2 separate regions of the Mus musculus genome follow, and region 2 is linked to region 1. The links are chromatin loops, found by intact Hi-C in ENCODE. Cell type or tissue: left cerebral cortex. All regions are shown on one strand.

Region 1 (8,000 bases):
ATGCTGCACCACAGAACCTTGGTGACAAACTGCTCGATGGCCATCGTGGGCTCCTGTCTGACAGCCTCATCTGCTGTGTGGCAGTTAATGGAGGAATGCCCCCGCCCCCCCACGGAGGGAGGCTGGGTTTTTCACGCAGCGTATCTGGCCTCCCTCCACCCCAGTGTTCCTCTGGGGAAGATTTTCCATATCACAATCACAGCCTGAATTCTAGAACCCTACAGGACAGGGGGACAGAGGCAGAGGTGGAATGTACAGACATTGTGAGACAACGTGCTTCCTAATAAACACCTGAACACTTGGGGAGGAAGGACCAGCTAACTCCAAGCTGCTCTCTGAAAGGCAGCCTGCAGGGCCTAACCTCAGCCTGCCTTCACTGCTGACCCCAGAACCACCTCGTGCCAGGAACAGAAGACTCCAATCAGCCTTGTTAGACCAACAGTAGGAGCTGCCTGCGAATTGTACCAGGAGCCTCCATCCCTCTGATTGCAGACCCTTGAAGTCCCACTGCCTCCACCAAGTGTGATCACCAAGACACTGTGGCCACCTGTACCCGGAGCAGTCACAGGCTTATAAATCAAACCCTGAGCCAGGCTCTGCTGGCCACGCCTACCCACAGCCCACCTAAACTTAGGCAAGCCAGGGCCCCGGTATAGCCCCCAACTGCTCATCCAGACAATATCTGGGCCTCTGACATCCACCAGCTGGCTCAGCAGATGCTCTGAGAATAATGTAGAATGCTTTCCGGACTTGAACTTTTGGCTGAGACCTTCTCAATACCACAGGAACAAAAAAGAGAATATCTCTTTTCCTAGTCCAGACAGAGAAACAGAGAAATAGAAGACAAGATCCCTGGCCTGAACTCCATTCTTGCTTTATCTCAGCCACACCAGGCAAATCAGACAAGTCCCACTCAACAACTGCACAGAACTAATGTTCACCCCCCCCCCAAGACACAGCTGACTTTGCCCAAGCTGTGAACAACCCAAAGGTCCTTCCTCAGATGAATAGAGAATAGAATGGTGGTATATCCATTCAGTGGAATAGTACTCAGCAGTTAAAAGGAACTATAGCTATAGTAAAGACTGTGTGGATGAATCTAACATCAAATTGATCAAAAAGGGCCACATCAAGAGAACACGTTGAACTGCACCATTCAACTGTAACGGGGTCCAGAGACAAATTGAACCTACATGAACTAAAAACAAAGATGAGGATAAGGATCAGGCTCAGAATAAAGGTTGCCTTGGTGATGGGCGGGTGAGGTTACTGACTGGGAAGGAAGGTGAGGGATCTGGGAATCTTTATGTAGGTAGCAATTACCTGAGGTGTACCCACAACTAAAAGCATGCTAAGCTTACGCTTAAAATCAGTCTATGTCATACATGTAATACATATGTAATACATATGACATTTGAGATACATGATTTGAAGTTGGCCTCTTACTAACAGAATCCATTGCTGTTCAAATTATAACTGATATTTTGCCTGAAAGTGTGGTCACCTCAAAGCGAGGAGCTGAGACACCCCTCTAGCCCTTCAAGAACTGTCGCAAATCATGCTGTGTAGTCCCATCTCTCTGCCTCACTTCGCCGCCTGTTCCTTTACAATAATTGAGCTCTACCAAGGGACCTGATCCTACAAGAATAATTGTCTGTGGCAGATAGTATGTGCTCATTAAAATGCCTAGTGATTGCCTAAGGTACATGAGACACACCAGATCTGACAGCCCCAACCAGATACCATCTCAGCAATGGTATGCTGCCCACCCCAAACCAAACCCAAGCTCTCTCCATCACTGCAGCTCTGAGCCTCCTCCTTTGACACAAATCACAGTAGCTGTACAGTAGCAGAATCCAGAGCTGCCAGTGCAGTGCCCACTCCCTGAGCCGCCCGCTGGCTCCTTTTCAGGTCACCTCTGCAGACCTGCACTGTCCTTGCCAAACCTCAGTTGGAGAGGGCCACGTGAGCTCCCAGAAAACATTCTCTCAGGTGTAATGTTTAATCTAGACTCTTCCCCCCCACCCCCCGCAGGGGCTCCCTGCCCTGCTGGCAAAAGGGACACCCACAATCCTCCTGCCCCACCTCTGTCCAGACCTTCCAGTTGGATCCTGGCGAATTCAACCTTGGACTCTTCTTCAGCCCCGAGTCAGTAGGGGAAGTGGCTTAACCCAGCCTCACCTGTGCATGGGGCCAGGTGGGTGAGGAGGCCGGAAGTGGATTTATGTCCAATTCTGCAAAGCTCCCATAGGAGAGAGGGGGCTCGAAACACACTCCACCCACAGGGCTTGAGAGCAATGCCTTTTGCGAGTGGGAGGGGTGGGTCTCTTTTCCTTAAGAGCGCTCTCTCTCTCTCTCTCTCTCTCTCTCTCTCTCTCTCTCTCTCTCTCTGTGTGTGTGTGTGTGTGTGTGTGTGTGTGTGTGTGTTTGCTAAGTTTCCACACCCAATACTTTCTTTTGGAAGATACTTCATAGTCATAGGTGGCAGAACCACAGAGCCCAAGTCTGACACACGGGCCACCAGGAGTTTCTCTTTCATCTTGTCAACCGCCTCAGGCAAGGGGGTTTAGTTCCAGCCCCTCCCTAGTCTGTGGGGCTGGGTAGAGAAGGTCTTCTGAACCTCACTCAGTTCACTGGAGTCCTCAGCGTGCCCCCATCATCCAGAGCCTCTCGGGACTGACGCTGTGCCCCACTCCAGGTCCCCAGCCCCATAGCTACTTCGGAAGAGCTTTAAGTCTGGCTTGTGCGCACACAGCACACAGTGGCACTTTCTCCTGGCCCTGACCCGGGCCACCGCCCCCCAAGACTCCACGTACAAACTTCTCTAAACTACCGGAGGCGGTAGGAGGGGGGTGATGGTCCCCTGCTGGGAATGGGGTGCACACACGCGCGTGCCCACACGCACACGCGTGCACACACACGCCCACGCACCGCCCCACCCCCTGAGCTCTGCAAACCCGGCGCAGGCCAGCCACACCGGCTCCGGGGCGCACGGGGGGAACCAGCCGGGCCCACGCTTGGTGGATACGGGCCCTCCGGGGAGGCCGGGGCCGCGGTACCTTGCAGGTTTTGCACACGGATGTCGCTGATCTGCCCGATGAGCTCCTCGCGCTGGAACCAGTCCCACTCCTGAGCAGCCATGGAGCGCGCGCGGCGGGCCGGGGCGGCGGGCGGCGGGCGGCGGGCAGCGGGCAGCGAGAGGTGGGCGGCTAGCGCGGGGCTGGTGGGCGGGCGAAGGGCCGGCCCCGCCGCGGGCGGACGGGCTGGCGGGCGGGCGCGGGCGGCGGAGCGGGGCGCCCGGCGCGCGCTCACTGCCCGGCGGGGGCGGGGGCCCCGGGCGGGAGGGAAGAGGGCGGGGCGGGGCGGGAGGAGCCGGCCTCAGGACAGTCCTTTTTTTTTTTTTTTCCTTTTTTTTCCTCCCCCACCCGCAGGGTGGGTGTTGGTTGGATTGTTTGGTCGCAAACGCACAATGATGAGGCACAGGGGGGTCGCAGCCCATAGATTGTGATGTCTTGAGGGGGTGGGCCTGGTGACGCAAGCCAGGGTGCCCCTAGCGCTGGTCCAGGATGTCTGCCCCTTCCCTATCCTGTCCCTTCTAGTCGCAGTAGGAACTCCTCCTATGCCTGGATCATCTCCCTGCTAAAGGCAGCTAAACCCTGTCCATCTCTGATCCCAGGACCATGGAAAGTGAGTGATGGGCTAAGTGATGTGGAGATGGAGTTTCCTATAGAGCAGGAGTTGGGGGCAGCGGGAGTGGGAGGGGGGATCCTTTCTTGGTTTAAGAGTAAAGGCCACTTCCGGTTCTCTCCAGCTGTTGGGAGAAACAGCTCTCCTCCCAGAAATGGGTTCCTTTGGGGTCTTGGCCACAAGAAATCTGGTGCTTTATCGAAACCCCAAGGACAGGCTGGGCAATGGCTCAGGTGGTTCCCTGCTTGCCTCGCACGCAGGAAGCCTTGGGTTTGATCCCATGCGCAACATAAACGGGGTCTTTGCATAATCTGTGGTCCTAGCACTCTGGAGATGGAGACAGCAGGAGAAGTTCAAGGTCATTCACAGCCACCTGGATGAGTTTAAGGTCATCCTGGGATACCTGAGACAGAACAGGCCTTTGTGGTTCCCACTCTGGGCCCCTGTGTCTTTTAACCTGAGAATTCTGGAGCTTATCTTGTTTGGGGCTCCACAGGGCCTGTGTACTTGCAGCCAACTCCTTTATCGGTTAGCCAACAGAAAATCTGGGAGTTTGTCTAAAGTGAGGAATGACTTAGGGGTACACAAGTCCCAGTGTCTTGCTCTCTGTTCAGATCCTACCTACAAGAAAACCAAGTATGCCATTGGTAGGATGAATGCCCAGAGGGAGAAAGTGCGCAGAGCTCTCTGAGTATGGAGACTCACCGAGGCCTGCTGACCATTGCCATGTCTGTGGAAAGCCCAGCAATGAGCAAGCAAAGATGAAGGCCACAGACATGTCTCCTGGGAGAAGCGGGCCCTGGGGGGGGGGGGGGCAATGAGAAGACCCTTAAGTCATTTGTGTTTAACCCAATAACCAGCTGAGATGACAATCCCAGATCAAAGTGATCTTCAGAAAGGGGGACATTGTCAGCTGAGGGCAAGGAGCCAGGGTGGAGGTAACATCAGCAAGGGTCCCATAAAGCCTGACCCTGAAGCTGAGACTAAAGGAAGGGAGAGGCCCACCTCCCCAACCCCCCAGAATCCAACCCCCAGGACCAGGCATCCACCCAGCAGAGTAGATCATGATCTCAGTGCAGATCATGGGTGTCTGAGGCTCTCACTAGACCACTCTGTCCCTGCCTGGATTCAAGGTTACGCTATAGAGCCAGGTCCAGTTAACATGCATGGTCTCACCTCTCCTCCACAAGGCATCCCACTTGAATTCGATTTCTATCTTTGCTGTGGGTTGAAAATCATTTCCTTCACAAAGCCAAGTGCTAAGAAAGTCAGCTTCGTTGTCTCCATTGTGAGATGGCCAATAGAGAACTTGACTCAAAACAGTATGTGGTTGAAAAATGATCAGAAAGGACGGGCTATCTGTGATGCCTATTCTTGGGAATGACGGGGAAGGAGGCCTGAGTCACTGCTGATTAAACACCAACTGTAAACCTGATGTTTCTTTGAATCAAAATGGAAGGAATTTTAGGTGGTTTTCCAAATGGCCTGGGAGCCAGAACTCACTGTGAAGCTGAGCCCTAACAGCACCTGGATTGTCACTGAATGAATAGGATCTCCTACAGGACCTCTAAGGGCGTTGGGAGCACACCTGGTCTCTCTCATTGGTCCTTGGGCTTATACCCTCACCTGTCAATTATAGTACTCCACTTCGATCTATCGCTACAAGTTGCTGCAGGTCCTGGCTATCACCAGGGCTTGTGGTCTGGTGCGCTCTGTCCCTCTTGGATTCATGTTTGGAAGCCTGCCCAGCCAGCATGGTGATTTCAAGAGGCTATGAGACCCTAAGAGGTGTGGCCTCCTGAGGGGTCTTAGGTCTCAGAAGGAATTAAAGTTGTTGTCGTGGGACCCCAGCTGTTGTCACAAGACCAAGTTACCACAGAACAAGTAAGCTGGGGTATCAGAGGGTTGTAGTAGCACTTACCTGCTATGCACAAGGTCCTAGATTCCAAACCCAGCACCACCAAGGGTGATCCCTCCAGCTCCCTTGCTTCCTGGTTTGTGGGCAGTCTCTCCCTGTCACTCAATCCCACCATGATGTCACCACTGCAGTGAGAGATTGCCAGGAGCCTCATCGTGACCGTGGCTATGCCACATGCACTTTAAGCCCTTTCAAAATGGAACAAAACTCCCATTTGTTAGTCACAGAAACAGAACATGGACCGATAAACATGTCACCTCCAGGCCTTTACCTAACTCGTCCCCTGTGACACAATCCCCGGCTCCTCCCTTTCTCAGCTTATGCCTCCTGAATCCCACTCACCTCAAGAGCACCTTCTCCATCACCCTGGCCTGCTGGGTGACTGACTGGTGCCAACCTGGCGCTATTTGGTATACCCTCCTAAACCCTGCTGGCCCATGTCTACACAGCATGAGCATAACATTTCCTTAATGGCTTTTCCTCAATCACCCATGAGGTCCTAAAGAACACAGCCGAGTCTTAGCCATTTTCTCCACTTGACCCTGAAGCACGGTGCCTGGCACAGAGGAAGGTCTCAAGTACCACACACATGAATGGCCCTTATTGTAAGCTTGGAAAGCAGAGGATTGCTGTGACCAACAGCTGGCCTTCATGACCGGGTCCAAGCAAGCTTCTGAGAAGGCAATCAAGACATGTTTGCTTAGCTCTCATGGCAAAGCACACCCCGTGGAGAAACAGGCACCAGTGCCAAGAGAGGACTACCCCTTCCTCAGGCACGTCCAGCCTTCTGGAGGGTGTGGACTTTGGGGGGAAAACTGGGCATTTGGCCTCTCGCATGATTGAACATCTCTCTCTCTCTCTCTCTCTCTCTCTCTCTCTCTCTCTCTCTCTCTCTCTCTCTCAGACATTTTTGGGAAAGGAAAAGTACTCTGCCTACAGGCTTGGCTTCCTGGAAGTTCCCAGCAACTGATTTTTCTAGATGTTTCCCAGTTCTTCCAGAATCTTGGTCATTGTGTAAAACTGACTTTCTCCTGAAGGGAAAGACTTGGGAGGATTGCAGAGACCTACCTGGCCCCTGCTCCTGGGGACTGATTAATGCAGGCAGGAAGGGTAGATACAGGTTTCCTTCTGTGGTCCAGCCTACATGACTGTCATGTGGATTCCAGACAGTAAAGGATTAGGTAACCCCAGTGTTCCTGTGCAACCCCACTGGGAGGGGTGGGAGGAGCCCAAGAGAAGGGAAGCTGCCCTCTCTGGAGACAGCCACTTCCCTATCTTCTTCATTGTTGTGACAAAATGCCCGAGCAGAACTTGGGCGGAAGAATTTATTTAGGCTCATGGGTTTGCAGGTTTCCACGGTCATCTGGCTCTGTGGCTGTGAGCCTTAGAGCATCATTGTAGAAGAAAGCTATTCAGATAATGACATCTAGGAAGAGGAAGGACCTCCAGGAAGGAGGCCACATCCTTGGTGACTCACTTCCTCCTGGTCTCATTCCTCTCTTCCCGCAACCTCCAAGGAGGCCACCATATTGTGACTCCTTCAAGGGATCAGTTGCATCAAGGGATCAATTGATTGATTGATTCCATCAGAGCCCTTGAGATCCAACCACCTCACCAAAGCCCACCAGGCAGGGACCATGCCTTTAACTCCTGAGCCTTCGAGTTACTTCTCACCCAAACCACACCGTCCTCTTATGTGTAGACAGCCTTTGTCAGCTCAGAAGGGATGCCAGAGGCCAAAGAGGTAGAAATCCTTGTTAGAGGAGCTTAAGTCACAGCCTGCCCCAGGTTCCAAACAGAACTCTTTGTCCTGTACTCTCACTCTCGACACTGGAGAACTGACAGTGTTCTCCAATGTGACTGGAGAAAGACCTGGGCCATAGGCCACACTAACACTTGGTGATATATATATATATATATATATATATATATATATATATATATATATATATATGCATGCTTATATAGTTTAAAAAAAAATTTTTTTGAGACAGAGTTTCTCTGTATAGCCCTGGCTGACCTGAAACTCACTTTGTAGACCAGGCTGGTCTCGAACTCAGAAACCTGCTTGCCTCTGCCTCCCAAGTGCTGGGATTAAAGGCGTGCGCCACCACACTGGGCAGTTTAAAGTTCTTATCTCAATCAAAAAAATCTCTATACTAGGGGCTGGTGAGATGGCTCAACAGGTAAGAGCACCTGACTGCTCTTCTGAAGGTCCTGAGTTCAAATCCCGGCAACCACATGGTGGCTCACAACCATCCGTAACGAGATCTGACTCCCTCTTCTGGTGTGTCTGAAGACAGCTACAGTGTACTTACATATAATAAAAAAATAAATAAATCTTTTTTTTTAAAAATCTCTATACTAATCAGAAAGCTAAAACCTCCAGGAACCC
Region 2 (8,000 bases), 54 kb after region 1:
AGGCTGCGTGCTAGCTGGGTGCTCTGAGTCATTCCTACAAGCTTCCAAAGGCTCTTACCCAGGCACGTTGTGAAGTGAGCATGCACAGATGCCTGAAAAAGTGGGGCTCCCTTCCCTCACTGTTGTGAACAGACCAGCAATAAAGATGGGGTGCAAGCATCTATGTACTGAGGGTCAAAGTTCTGGAGTTCCCAGGAATGTATATGATATATATGTTTGATATGCATGTGTGTGTGTGTGTGTGTGTGTGTGTGTGTGTGTTCGCACGCATGCACGCACATGGAGAGAGAGAGGGAAGGAGGGAGGGAAAGAGAGAGAGACAGAGAGACAGAGATAGAGACAGAGAGTCTCACCACATCACCATGTACCTTCAACTGGCCTGGAACTCACTCTGCAGACCAGGCTGGCCTTGAACTCACAGAGCTCTGCCTGCCTCTGCTTCCTAAGTGCTGGGATTAAAGGGGGTCACTGAAACACCTGGCTGGCAGTTCTATTTAACAAATGAATAGTAATGAATGGGTGATGTATGAAAAACCATGGAATTAAGGTGGGGATCTTTTTTATTTTAATTGTTGAGACAGTCTCACCACACCGGACCTAGGAAATTTGATTCAGAAAAAAACCCACCAAGCTTTCGGGAAAAGGAGGAAACGAGACAGTGTGTCCTGAGTGAGGTGATCCACACACAAGGGACGAACTGTTCACGCCCTCACAAGAGGACCCTAGCTCACTGGTTCAGCAGTAAGTGGGGGAAGCGAGGACACCGTCTATGAGAACAGAGGAGACCACAGGAGAGGAAGAGCACTGGAGGGGCCAGAGGACATACAAGACTGGGAACAAAGAGGATGCTATGGGAAGGGTGGCCGAGTAGGAAGGAGGCGAGGGGAATGTGGGTACAGGGGCAGGGAAGAAAAGCAACAAAAACGTGTTACTTTGTGTAACATGGAAACGCCATATGGAAAGTTACTACTGTGTTGCTAATTTAAAAAAAGAAAAGAAAGTAGAAGGAATATGCCTGTAAAGAGACAGCAGGAGTGGGGGTGGAGATAAAGTGAGGTGGCAATTATATAAGTAAAAGGGTCACAATGAGACCGGGTACTATTATAACTGATATATACTAGTAAAAAGTTAGTCAAGCCGGGTGTGGTGGCACACGCCTTTAATCCCAGCACTTGGGAAGCAGAGGCAGGCAGATTTCTGAGTTCAAGGCCAGCCCGGACTACAAAGTGAGTTCCAGGACAGCCAGGGCTACACAGAGAAACCCTGTTTCGAAAAAAAAAAAAAGTTAGTCAAAACCATGAATGTGTTGATAAAGGATTTTATACCATGTCCAGCACATGGTGTAAGTCTGTGGCCTATGTCACTGTAATTTTAATTACTATTAAAAACAACAACAAAAAAAAAAAAAAAAAAAACAAAAAAAAAAAACCAAGGGCTTCAGATGAGATTTCTTTTGTCCCAGGATGGTGTGAGTCAGGGACTCGGCTGGGCTGGACTCAGCCGGATGGTTCTTGGAGTCTTGGCTGGGTTCACACACGGGTGCAGTGTCAACTGGTACAGTTTAGCACATGCCATCTGTTTGAGCTAACCGGTGAGGTGGCAGGTTGGTTTCTGATTGTGGCTTTATATTGCCACATACTTAGAGGCTTAGCAATCACATGCATTTCTTGTCTCAGAATCCTAGAAATGAGCATCAAAGGTGGAGCTAAAGTCACAAGGCCAGAAGCACCATACTCCTTCTGGAGGATCAGGAGGCCACCAATTCCTTGATATTTTTTAGAATTTTTTTCCGTGTATGTATTCTTTGCCTACATGTCAGAGTGTGCACCTAGTGCCTGTGGAGGTTAGAAGAGGGTAATAGATCTGCTAAAACTGGATTCGTGGATGGTTGCTAGGAACAGATCCCAGGTCCTCTGCAAGAGCAGCAGGCCTCTGACCCACCATCATCTCTCCAGCTCTCCTTGACATTTTAAGCTTCTGGAGTCTATGCACATCCTGTGGCTTGTGGGCCATTGAAGCAATGAGGATAAGTGATAAGAGTGGACACATGAATACATGCATGAATGAACGGATGGGTTGGTACACTGATGGGTAGGCAACCAATGAATGGGTGAATTGGTAGACTGATGGTTAGACAGCCAATGAATGAGTGAGTTAGTAGACTGATGGGTAGACAGCCAATGAATGGGTGAATTGGTAGACTGATGGGTAGACAGCCAATGAATGAGTGAGTTGGTAGACTGATGGGTAGACAGCCAATGAATGAGTGAGTTGGTAGACTGATGGGTAGGCAACCAATGAATGAGTAAGTTGGTAGACTGATGGGTAGGCAACCGATGAATGGGTGAATTGGTAGATGGAACAAATGGATGGGTTGGTTCATTTATGGATGGATGGATGGATGGATGGATGGATGGATGGATGGATGGGTGGATGGATGAGTGGATGAGTTAGTTGGTAGATGAATAAGTAGGTGGATAGGTAGATAGGTAAATTGATAATATGCCAGATAGATGAATGAGTTGGTGGATAGATGAGTGGATGGATGGATGGATGGATGGATGGATGGATGGATGGATGGATGAATGAATGGGTTGGCTGCTGCTGCTGTGTATGTGTGTGTGTGTGTGTGTGTATGAATTGACTGGAGTGTGTGCATGTATGTATGTTGTATGTATATATGTTGTATTATGAATAGATGGATGGGTTGGCTGGTATGTGTGTATTATATATGTGTGTTTGTGTATGTATGTACATACATATGGGTTGGCTGGTATTTGTGTATTATATATGTATGTAAGTATGTGTGTATGTCTATATGTATGTATTGGCTGGCATGTGTGTGTTATCTATGTGTGTTTGTGTATGTATATATGTATGGATGTTTGGGTTGGCTGGTATTTGTATATTATGTATGTATGTACGTATGTATGTATGGGTTGGCTGTTGGATTTGTGTCTGAATGGATTTACTAGATAAGCCATTGAGTAGATGAACAAATGTGAGTGTACACACACACACACACACACACACACACACACACACACACTCAGAAAGCTTTCTGCCATCTCCAGAGCTTAGACCATTGAGGAATATCTTCTTTCCCACTCAGCCCCTAGAGCTGCAATCTTCCCCACCTCCATCATTCCCAGAGTGCTTCCCACTCGGCTTCACAGTGGGAACCTGCTCTCTTTCCAAACTTCCCACAGAACTGCCTGGCTCTGGTTATGAGAAAATAAGTCTGCCACTTAATCACCAGTGATGTCAGTCGGGGATCCTTCAACAAAGAGGTTCGTTCTGCTTTTATTTGTTGCTACAATGAAGAGCATGAAAATTTTAACAGCACCCTAATGTGGACCAGATGGGAGAGACACTGGCTCTCAGGGCCTCCTATCTCCCCCACCTTCCAGTGGCCTTTAGGACAATTGATGGGATGGCCTGCAGCCAGAGCACTGCTCTTATAGGGCTGCTGCAGGTTCAGGTCCAGCTCAGGAATGCCTCCCGGGTTACTTGTGGTGTTACTCATTGGATCAAATTGCATTCCTCTGGAACCCTGGTAATGTCATACTGGGGCTAGATACAAACCTGGGCTCCTCCCTTGCTGGTTTTTTCCCACTGAATGCTGAGTATGTCATAGAATTTCTACCCATAAAACCCCAAAGCTTTGAAAAATCACAAAGGATGACGCTTGATTTGGATATGTGCTGTGCAACCTTGAACAAGTCAGTTGTGTCTCTGAGCCTAAATTCTCAGCTCAGAAAAGGAGAGCCAAGGGAAGATTTGTAAGCCTTGACAAGATCATGCTTATCAGACCCTGCAAGATGCTGACTATGTGGGGAAGGAACTGAAAGTTGACTGAGAGACAGACTTAAGAGGTGTGTGGCCTGTAGGTCTCACGTGGAATTTTACATCTGAGAGGGAATCTTTTGGATTATAGAAAATGAAGGTTGGTGAGCATGCTGTATGGGCCACGGCCTGGAGACACACATGCATAGAGTAGGCATGATTACTTTTTTAAGTATTTAAATTTGTTACCACTGGGCAGGGAGATGGCCCAACGTGTAAAAGCGCTTGCTGCACAAGTTTGATAAGCTGAATTCCACCTATGAATAAAACCGATGTGGTTGCAGTTACCCGTAATCCCAGCATTCCTGCAGGAGATGCAGGGCAGAGACATGGAGAGCTAGCCTGGAGAACTCAGGTATAGAAATGATAAAGGGGGCCCTGCTGCAGAAATAAGATAGATGGAAAGAACCCAGTCATTGAAGCTGGCCTCCGAGTTCCACGTGCACACTGTGACACACACACAACCATAGTCACACAGGAAACAAAATAAGTCACTATAAGAAACGGTTCTTTTTTTAGGGGAGGGGGGTTTTCGAGACAGGATTTCTCTGTAGCCCTGGCTGTCCTGGAACTCACTTTGTAGACCAGGCTGGCTTTGAACTCAGAAATCCGCCTCAGAAATCTGCCTGCCTCTGCCTCCCAAGTGCTGGGATTAAAGGCGTGCGCCACCAAGAAACGGTTCTTACATTGAGCTCTGCAACCTTGAAGGACTGGGAAACCACCAAACTCACATCCCAGAACTCTACACACCCACAAGGCAGCAACTGGAAGGTCCTGCCTCCCTGTGGTGACTTCTTCCACCAAATCTAGCCTGCTCCTTGGTGTTTTCTGTTTAGAGTCTATAAGCGCATGAGTTTACAGACCCAGAGTTAGAGCAAAGCTCATTAGAAAAAAATTAAGGCCAGACAAAGAGCAGACAACCCCTGCTTTCAAGACAGCTCACAGCTCTTTCCTCCAACACAACCTCAGAGTCCTTAACCCTGTGCCCTGGACCCTGAGGGGTCGGAGACCCCGCCCATGATCCCCTGGCTCTGATCCACCACCCTTACAGTCATGTTCACCAACCTTCAACCTACAGTCATGCTGTTCCCTGGGTAGCTGGTGGGCTGGGGCTTAAGATGGATGAAACATGAACGGTGGTGGGTTTGCTTCACTTCTTGCAGACTGTTGGTCTCACAAGAGGTCACTAGAAGGCAGAGGGCTTCTACGTTGGAGGGCTCCTAAGCCACCTTCAGATCATGACCTTGAGGTAGCCTTTCTGTACCCCAGGCTAGCCTAACACTCATGGTGATGCTCATAGCAAGAGGTGAGATTCCAAGAATGAGCCTTCATGCCTGGTCCTTAGCCATTTCTCTCTTTAGTGGTCTAGACAATAAAACCCTTGACAGCCACAGCAAGAATCAGGCACAGCACCACACACAGTGCCCCGCGGCTGTGGATCCTGCCTTGTCTTCTAATGAAGGCTGGCATGCGTCACCGCGGAGTGCAGGGCTCCATCCCTCCTGTCCTCATTTCCAGGACACATTCAGATCTTAATACATTGTGTCAAAATGAGAGATGCTTTCTGTTTGCCTTTCAGCAAAATTGTGATGGCCAGGAGCTGGTTGATCTGTGAATACTTTCTCTTTGTTTATAGCCCACGGGTCGCTGTACCCCCAATCTCTGCCTTTGGCTGTTCAGAGGCTCGCTCTGCCTGCACGGAGCCCCTGCCAGGGCCTCCTAGTCCTCTCCCATGGTTCAGAGAGATCATTAAATTATCACAATGTCTGGAACACAGCAATGACTCCAGCTTCAGTTTGTGGCTTCTGAAGGACTGACTGACCAAGCACTAAAGCAGGGTCTCCTGGGGATATGCAACCAGAACCCAGTGAGGCTCCCAGGCACAGTGGATAAGTTATGTGCACACATCTGCACATGCCTCTGTGGCTGTGTGTGGGTATGTGCCTATGTGTGGTTTATACACATGATAGTTGCATGTGGTGTGTTCCAGCCTGTAACTGTCTATAATTCTGTGTACGGTGTGAGCTGTGGTATAGACGTGTTGTGTGTATTGCACACGTGATTTGTGTGGTGAGAGGATGTTTATGCCTTCAGGTATGTGTGTAATCATGTGTGTATGTCTGTGGCTATGCTTGTGTAGAGTATATGCAGGTTTGCCTTTGTGAAGAGCATGTGTTTGTATGATGCGGGTTATGACAGCTGTGTGCATACGTCTATGGGGTTTGGTGTGTGTGTGTCTATGTATGACTCTGTGAGCATTCGTGCAGGTGTGAGCAGTGTGAGAATGTGACTGTCTACGGTGTATACATGCATATCTGTCAATGTGCACGTGTGCCTGCTGTGATTTCGTCTCCCTACCCTTATGTGGAACTTCGTCATGAGTTTAGTTGCTAGGCTCCCTGACACCACTTGGTATCCTTGATCTCTTCATGTGACCCACAGGGATGCAGAGCAAGCATTGAGGCAGGCTGACCCTGCCATGTGTCTTGTCTCCTTTCATCATCATCATCACCATCACCATCATCACCATTATCACCATCACCACCATCACCATTACCTTCACCATCACCATCATCAGTCATCACTATCTGCATCATCTTCATCCTTGACATAGAATAGAAGCTCATTAATCTCTTCTTCCTCCTCCTCCTCCTTCCTCTTCCTCTTCTTTCATCCTCCTCCTTCCCCCCTCCTCTTCCTCCCCCCCTCCTCCTCTTCCTCCTCCTCCTTTTTCTCCGTGCTGGAGATTGAAGCCAGGATCTCACCCATAATTAGGCAAGCACTCTGCCGGAGCCACCCCTCCCACCCCCAGCCCTGCAAGCCTGGGAATCCTCTAGGAATGTTCTCGTTCTCAACAGTTACCCACTTCGGAGGGCCCGCAGCAGTTGAACAAAGGAGTTCACCCTGTGCACACCAGCCTGCCTTTACCTCCAGCCTCCCCCATACTCGATCAAGAACAAAGAGGCATGGCGGTAGGGTGGTGGCAATCTTGCCACGTGGTACATAGGCTTCAGGACATCAAGATCAGATGAAAATTAGCCAGGCAGAGAGATGCATGCGTTGCCAAGGAGACCGTCCAGTGAGTTGCCATTCTTGTAGGAAGGGGGTGCATTGGGGGAGGATTGTCCTGCTGCTGGTATTGTTTGGAAGAGGCCATGTGGAAATAGGAGGTGCATGGATACTGGGCACCCAGAGGTGTGACCCGGGGAAGTACTGTGGACTCCCTGCTGAGTGCTCTTTTGTGGTGAAGGAAGGGTAAGGTGAAGCTGTCATTTGTGCTTTGTCAGAATGTTCTGGATATGACAAGGCTTTTCCAGCTCAGGAAAAGGAAGGGGAGGATAGGAAGAGACAGCTGTCAAGAGCCATCAACGCACTGCTATGAGTGACCATGGAGACCAGGAGACCCTGCCATTGGCAACCGTCATGATTCAGCAAGCCCTCTGATAGCAACAACAGGTTCTCCATCAGGAGGGGCCAGCATGGACGTGGGGGGGGGTGTATGGGGCAGGAGGGCTGCTCCTGGAACCTTGGCATCCACTCTACTCCCTTGATAGTTCTGAGAGCCACTTACTTATCCCTGACAAACCCATTTCTCCCTACACCAGTTAGACTGGACTCTGTGGTCTGAAACTAAATCGATTGATTCTAGAATCTTCCCTCAACTACTTCCCCAGGACACGTGGGAGTCCTAGCGTAGTTGCAGGCTTCTGTCAGTCCTAAGCCACGGGGAGTGCCAAAGCAGATGGCAGACAGGATACCCTGCTCAAAACCCACCAAGGCAGGACCAAAGGCATGATGGGACCTGCCTTGAAGTGGCTCCCTGTCTGTGTTTAGTATGTACCTGGCATGTTCAAGTCCCATCTCATTATAGTACTTACAACCACATACCTCCAAGGGCACACAGTCAGGGAGACTGAGAAGTTGCTCAAGGCCAAACGCCTTGTAGCTGCAGTTATTCAAACTCCACGCTCACCAGAGGGATCCAGACCTGCTCAGATTCACCATTCCGAAGAAAGAAAATTAAGAGCAAAAGGGAGCCCATAAAGACTATGTTTAAAAAAATAAATAAAATTTTAATTTCGGAGTGATTTGAGAAAGCCTGCAAAACCAGCACAGAGTTCCCAAGAGCTTCCCCCCACCCCCGCCCCCGCGCC

Evidence for each region. Peaks named below come from ENCODE experiments on the same cell type or tissue, not always from the same donor. Only the 100,000 strongest peaks of a DNase experiment are listed, where the experiment ranks them.
Region 2: a loop joins it to region 1, with 2.0 times the contacts of the local background. A loop is called at or near these places in 2 of 42 quality-filtered maps.

What each region holds. Positions count from the first base shown.
Region 1 is chr12:104,861,811-104,869,810 of GRCm38, forward strand. Clmn (calmin) reads right to left here and starts at 3,266. Exons shown (of 14, transcript NM_053155.2): 1 at 3,060-3,266. The coding sequence starts at 3,141. In left cerebral cortex, CTCF peaks have their summits at 3,489 and 3,690; DNase peaks (open chromatin) are centred at 2,974 and 3,585; H3K4me3 peaks cover 2,089 bases; H3K27ac peaks cover 3,419 bases.
Region 2 is chr12:104,915,952-104,923,951 of GRCm38, forward strand. No RefSeq gene overlaps it. Among named protein-coding and RNA genes, the nearest start is that of Clmn, 55 kb to the left of the region's middle. In left cerebral cortex, no CTCF peak of the experiment used is centred here; DNase peaks (open chromatin) are centred at 1,021 and 3,201.